Linked DNA regions of Mus musculus: region 2 is linked to region 1. The links are chromatin contacts, found by Hi-C or POLR2A ChIA-PET in ENCODE. All regions are on one chromosome and are shown on one strand. Each heading gives the region's core, a stretch centred on a gene start or an enhancer-like site at or near the end of the contact. The rest is flanking DNA. Distances are from core to core; before and after follow the strand shown.

What was found. A loop is a pair of places that touch in the nucleus more often than their neighbours do. ChIA-PET counts read pairs that join two places held with the same protein, here RNA polymerase II (POLR2A).
Region 2: a loop to region 1 is called in a map of gastrocnemius, with 4 times the contacts of the local background. The contact joins the promoter of Ro60 here to the promoter of Glrx2 in region 1. A Hi-C loop is called at or near these places in 5 of 37 maps with a recorded cell type or tissue (gastrocnemius, heart and mouse embryonic stem cell). POLR2A ChIA-PET finds 5 or more read pairs at or near these places in 4 of 5 experiments (Patski and embryonic stem cell).

Annotation. Positions count from the first base shown.
Region 1 is chr1:143,738,125-143,740,824 of GRCm38, forward strand. Glrx2 (glutaredoxin 2 (thioltransferase)) reads left to right here and starts at 1,444. Exons shown (of 4, transcript NM_001038592.1): 1 at 1,444-1,634. The coding sequence starts at 1,537. Gm46161 (a long non-coding RNA gene) reads right to left here and starts at 1,042. Exons shown (of 2, transcript XR_001779472.2): 1 at 876-1,042.
Region 2 is chr1:143,775,694-143,778,393 of GRCm38, forward strand. It overlaps Ro60 (Ro60, Y RNA binding protein), which reads right to left and starts at 1,358. Exons shown (of 9, transcript NM_013835.2): 1 at 1,228-1,358. Uchl5 (ubiquitin carboxyl-terminal esterase L5) reads left to right here and starts at 1,585. Exons shown (of 11, transcript NM_019562.2): 1 at 1,585-1,783. The coding sequence starts at 1,708.

The sequences.
Region 1 (2,700 bases), core at 194-2,693:
CTCAGGCATAATGTTGTTAGTACTTGCATGCTGATGTTTTTTAAAAGAGCAACTGCTCACTACAAATCTCATTTACAGTATATTAAAATTAAATTGCGCAGAAGACATGGTAGTGAATGGTATCCCAGCATTTAAGAGATGGTGCTGGAGGATTGTAAAATTGAGACGCATGGGGATAAACAATGTATCTCTAGAAAGAGGGAGGGGTTTACATTGTTTCCCTTAATTGAGCCAGAGGTAAATTGTTCTTCAAAAGTTCTACTTCAAAACAAACAACAAAAGCCACAGTAACTTTCCTAAGTCGCTATCTCTTGGTAAAATTATTTTATATAGCAAACTTTGATTTTCAAAGTAAATTTGGGCTTTATGAAAAAAAAAACATGTTATGCCCCTGGGAGATTTGTTTTTGCAATTAACTTGATGATTATGAAAATCTTTTATGATTTGATGATATACAGACCAAGGGAAGTAAAAAAAGAGCAACCATAAACAGAAGTTCTAATTTTGTACCTTGGCAACATGAATCTTAAGTTTGGGTTCAGCATGGAGGCTCAAGAAAGGTATGGATAAGCCGGGCGTGGTGGCGCACGCCTTTAATCCCAGCACTGGGGAGGCAGAGGCAGGCGGATTTCTGAGTTCGAGGCCAGCCTGCTCTACAAAGTGAGTTCCAGGACAGCCAGGACTATACAGAGAAACCCTGTCTCGAAAAACTAAAAAAAAAAAAAAAAAAAAAAAGGTATGGATAGTTTCAACGATTGTTCATAGTTTTAGATACACCATTAGACCTTGGCTTTCAGTTTCAGTATCCTCAGTGTATAGAGCTAAGGGCGGATCCCCCTGAACTTATGAAAACACGTACAAAGGGCTATTATTACCGTCACTGAGAGGCTTGGATAGGTTTGTCATTAGGAGCTGCGGCAGCCATGGCTGTTAAAGCCATGATGAACTGTCTCTGGGCTAATTCGTTTCCTAATTTCAGTTTATTTTAAAAACACCACCTTGCTTTCTTCGGAAAGAACGTTAAACATTGGACCGCCTGTGTTTTTCACTTTCTGAGTACAATTCAACCTGCCTATGGACTCCGGATCAATAAATTAATCTTAAGATGACATTCCGGTCCGGTCCATCTTTCACATCCTAAACCTGTCTGACCAGAGGTGGTGACTGACCTACCTACCACCCTCAGGTAAACACCGGGCCACCACCCTGCCTCGAGTAATTTTTCTTGTGGCTCTCCCTAAGCCTCTTTCTTAATCCTGAATGCGGGCGTGAGGAGCTCGGGAGAACTCGGTAGAGATCGGAAGAACTCGGCAGGCAGGTGAGTGCCTCGCTCTACCGCCGAGGATGCGAACCTGCAGGCTCGCGGGCACGCGGGCGCGTGGGCGCGCGGAGACGGGGGAGCCAGGAAGCGCGGCGAGCCCGGCGGCGGCGCGGACAGCCCGATGGGGCGGAGCGAGGCCGCCGGAGGGGCGGGCTTCCATCGTCGTGGTCGCGATCGCCTGCTGCTCTCCCGGAGGCTGCCGGGGACCTTTGGCTATGTCCTGGCGCCGCGCGGCTTCGGTGGGGAGGCGGCTGGTGGCGAGCGGGAGGATCTTGGCGGGGCGGCGTGGCGCGGCTGGAGCTGCGGGCTCGGGGTACGCGGCGGGGCGGGCCGGGCCTGCGGGGCTTGTGGATCCCTGCGGTAGTGTTAGTGTGGACCCAGCCGGCTTGGGGGACAAACAACAGACGTCCTAGTCTGAGCTTAACAAATACAGCATGTGGTTTTAACTCAGCGTAGACCTGGATGGCCCTGAAAAGAGACTCCCCTGCTTGTGGGAACTTATATTGAACTTATATTATCGTTCTTAGATTGATTGTAAGTCTTTGCTATCCTGTCGCAGGATGTGAACTTGACTCATGCTTTTAAATGCCCAAGGCTTTGCAGCTAGTAACTCTGGCATCCTGTAGATGTGGTTTCTGGCTTGATGGGAGCATTGCTTTCCCTGGCTTCCTTCCTTAGCATAACCCTGGGCTGGCATACCAGTGATGGCCAATCAGGCCTGGCCTAGGCAGCTGTCAAGACGTCTGTCTCAACATCCTATACTCCCCTGTCTTCCAGGGAGACTTACTTTCTGAAAGCGCTGGTCACGTGATGTTAACCATTTGCCAGATCATTAGGACTGTTTCCTATTGGAGATATCTGGTGTATATCCTGCTTTGCCCACCTACCACCTCTTAGTAGATGTTTCATAAATGGAGCGCGACTAGTTGGTGCTTTATCAGTGTTGAGGTATTTCATTGGGCATTTATGCGGTGCCTGCCCCTTTCCTTAATAGGAAAGCTAAACCAGAAATCGAAGGGACTGCCTTAAGAAAGGTAGGGGTGCTTTTTTTGGAGCTTTTTCTTTGGCAGGGAATATGCCTCTTTGGTCTTTTTTTTTTTTTTTTTGGTTTTTCGAGACAGGGTTTCTCTGTATAGCCCTGGCTGTCCTGGAGCTCACTTTGTAGACCAGGCTGGCCTCGAACTCAGAAATCCGCCTGCCTCTGCCTCCCGAGTGCTGGGATTAAAGACGTGCGCCACCACACCCGGCTGGTCCTCTTAATTTCTTAGAAAAGCTCACCCGTCGTAAATGCCACATAGGTTTAAGGAGGTGGTAAATGCTAGATTAGAGATTTTGTTTTTAGCGTTGAAAACCCAAATAGACTGGATTGATGCCATCCA
Region 2 (2,700 bases), core at 108-2,607, 37 kb after region 1:
TCTAACATCTCTATAAATTAAAGCTTTAGAGCCTTTAACTGTTAGAACTATGGCAACATTTGGAGCATTTTACACTTGTTCTTCGACATAAGGCCAAGCAGTGATGTGTTGATCCATATGTTGTCCATTCTCTTAATGCAGAATGTAAACCAGATAGCAAGACACTGATGTAATAACACTTCTGCTTCAAGATCTTCTGGACTACAATCTATATACGTCGTACCATTACTAGTACAAAGATTACCATGTTTTCCTTCAATTTACACAAACATTAAGCCAATATTTCATGTAATTTGGAAAGGCTAACTTTTTTTTTTTCACCCTGAGAAGTCAAGCAAATACGCAGTTTCTTTAAAAATAAAAGCCAAGGCTAATTTTACAGTAATGAAGCTATAATACTTTACAAAGCCAGGATCCCAGGTTCAAATGGATATGCCATACACAAAGGTAATGAAAATATCAACTCCATTAAGGGCGATGCAATGAAAAGTATTGAGGAACTGTGGCAAGATGTCACCATGGTAGGATGCTCTGAGCAAAAATTTTTCCTGTGGAAGCCAAAAGCCTTCCTTGGAACATACTTTTATGAAATGATGAATAAAACCACCTCCGAAGAATGATAAGTATTAATTACAAATAGCTATTTTTTGTTCTATTCATCAAAACCATTTCAAGTGTTTTTAAAATAATGCACTATTAAGGGGGGAGGGGTGGCGGGAGAGGGATGGTGCGCATTTTTCCGTAAGGCACTTCATCCCGATACATGAGTCTCTCATCCCTTGGACGAGAAATCTTTCTCCCTTCCTTGATTATTATTCCTCTAAGATAATTTCCTTTCGGTCTTCCCACAAAGCTCCTTCCCAAACCGGTATCCGAGACAACGCCTCTATGCCAAAGCCGCAGGAAGAGAGAAAAGAGTGAAAAGGGGCCTTGGCACGTTCGCTCGCCAGGAGCTTTGCAAGTGGGAGAGTTGACCTGAGTTCCCCAAGATTCCATCCTCCCGGAGCAACTAGGCCAGGTTCGAAATGTTCAGATGCGAAGTCGGTCCATGCTCTCCTCCGGCGGGTGCCGGAGCACAGAGGCGGCGAAGGCTTTGCCTGGCCTCTGACGCTGGGATGCGGCTGGAAGAGAGTGCGCACCGGCCAGCCCTCAAGTGCCCAGGATCGCTGGGACTGCCCAAAACGCGGTTCCCCGGCCCGCAGCAGGCCTGCAGTGACCCACCTTTACCTGGAAGGTGATGCTCAGGACCCGCGGCGCCTACAGAAAGCCTGCGTCGCACCAGGAATAGGAGGCGGCCCGAAAGGGCGAGGACAGCTCCAGGTTCGGGTCGGAGCGAGCCCCGCCCCGCCCCGTCTCGAGCCCCGCCCCTTCCATCGCCCCGCCCCAGCTCTGGGGTGCCAAGGGTCCCGGATGTGCCTCCCTCCGGCGCTCCGAGGCCCCGCTACTTCTCCGGCCCGGCAGAGGGCGCTACGGATCCTGAGAGGCAGGAGAGGCGTTTCGACGTCTCCCGGGTGGCTAGAGCGTCCTTCTGTGCTCCGGCGCGCGGCAGGTGACGGCGCCCGGAGGCTGTCGGGAAGTAGGCGGGGTGACGTGGGGTTGACGCTCGGCGGCGGGTTTTGCTGAGGTCTGCGGCCGGTGGCAGCTTGTGCTGCGGGGCTCCGGAGAGCGCGAGGTGGAAGCGGGGCGGTGTGTGTGTGGTCGGGGACCATGTCGAGCAATGCCGGGGAGTGGTGTCTCATGGAAAGCGACCCCGGGGTCTTCACCGAGCTCATTAAAGGATTCGGTGAGCACCAGGGGGACCGTCCTGGGCCGGGGGTTCCGGGAGGAGGCCCGCGTTGGGCCAGGCGGTCACCTGCCGCCACCGACGCCCGGCGTCGGAGAAGTGACTTCAGGGACTGGAGTCGGCGTGTGTGGAAAGTAGGGCTTCTGCCGCGTCCTCGGCCCGGGGCGGCCGCGTCTCCGCAGTGATCTTGGGAGCCACACCACGAGGGGAAGGAGTCCCTCTGCCTGTGCACTGCTGTGTTCTCCGGACTTGGGACTCGGACACTTGAATTGCCTCGAGCGTCCTCCTTCCCTGTCTCCCTCCCTCATCATCTCCTCCGCGCTTCTCTTGTCCTTTCCACTGTCCCTTCCCTGCGGAGCCTCCCTGTCTCCAGTGTGGTCAGGTGCATCGCTCAGGCTGTCGGTCCTGCGGAGCAGCCGGTCTAGGGCGTGTGTTTCCCCGGGTGGTGTCTGAGGCTCCAGCCGCCCAGAAACTCGAGATTCTAGTTTCCCAAAAGCAGAACTTTCACCTTTCGTATGTGGGCACCTCTTCCGGACCTCCACAGATAACCGTCTACGCGGGTCTGCACTCTACTTCCCGCAATTCTTTTACTCCCTCCTTTTTTGACTTCCTGTGAAGTTGAGTTTTCTCGAGGTAGTGCTTTTGCTCAGAGGCCACATGCTTAGCTCTGAATTTCTCTCTGACTTTATTTCCTTCCGTACTACTCAACCAATAGGACAGTTTATCCTTCCTCGTGTTCCCAACGTTTTGGGGGAGTTTTTTTTTCCCTCCATTTTCATTTTGATTTTTTCTAAGATATTGTTTTTAACTGTTTTGTTAAAATGTGTACCCAAAATATAGCAAACCTTAATGTAGATTTTGTGTACTGTACATGGCTGAATATTTCGAGCATTGCGTAACATATGTTCAACTGTACT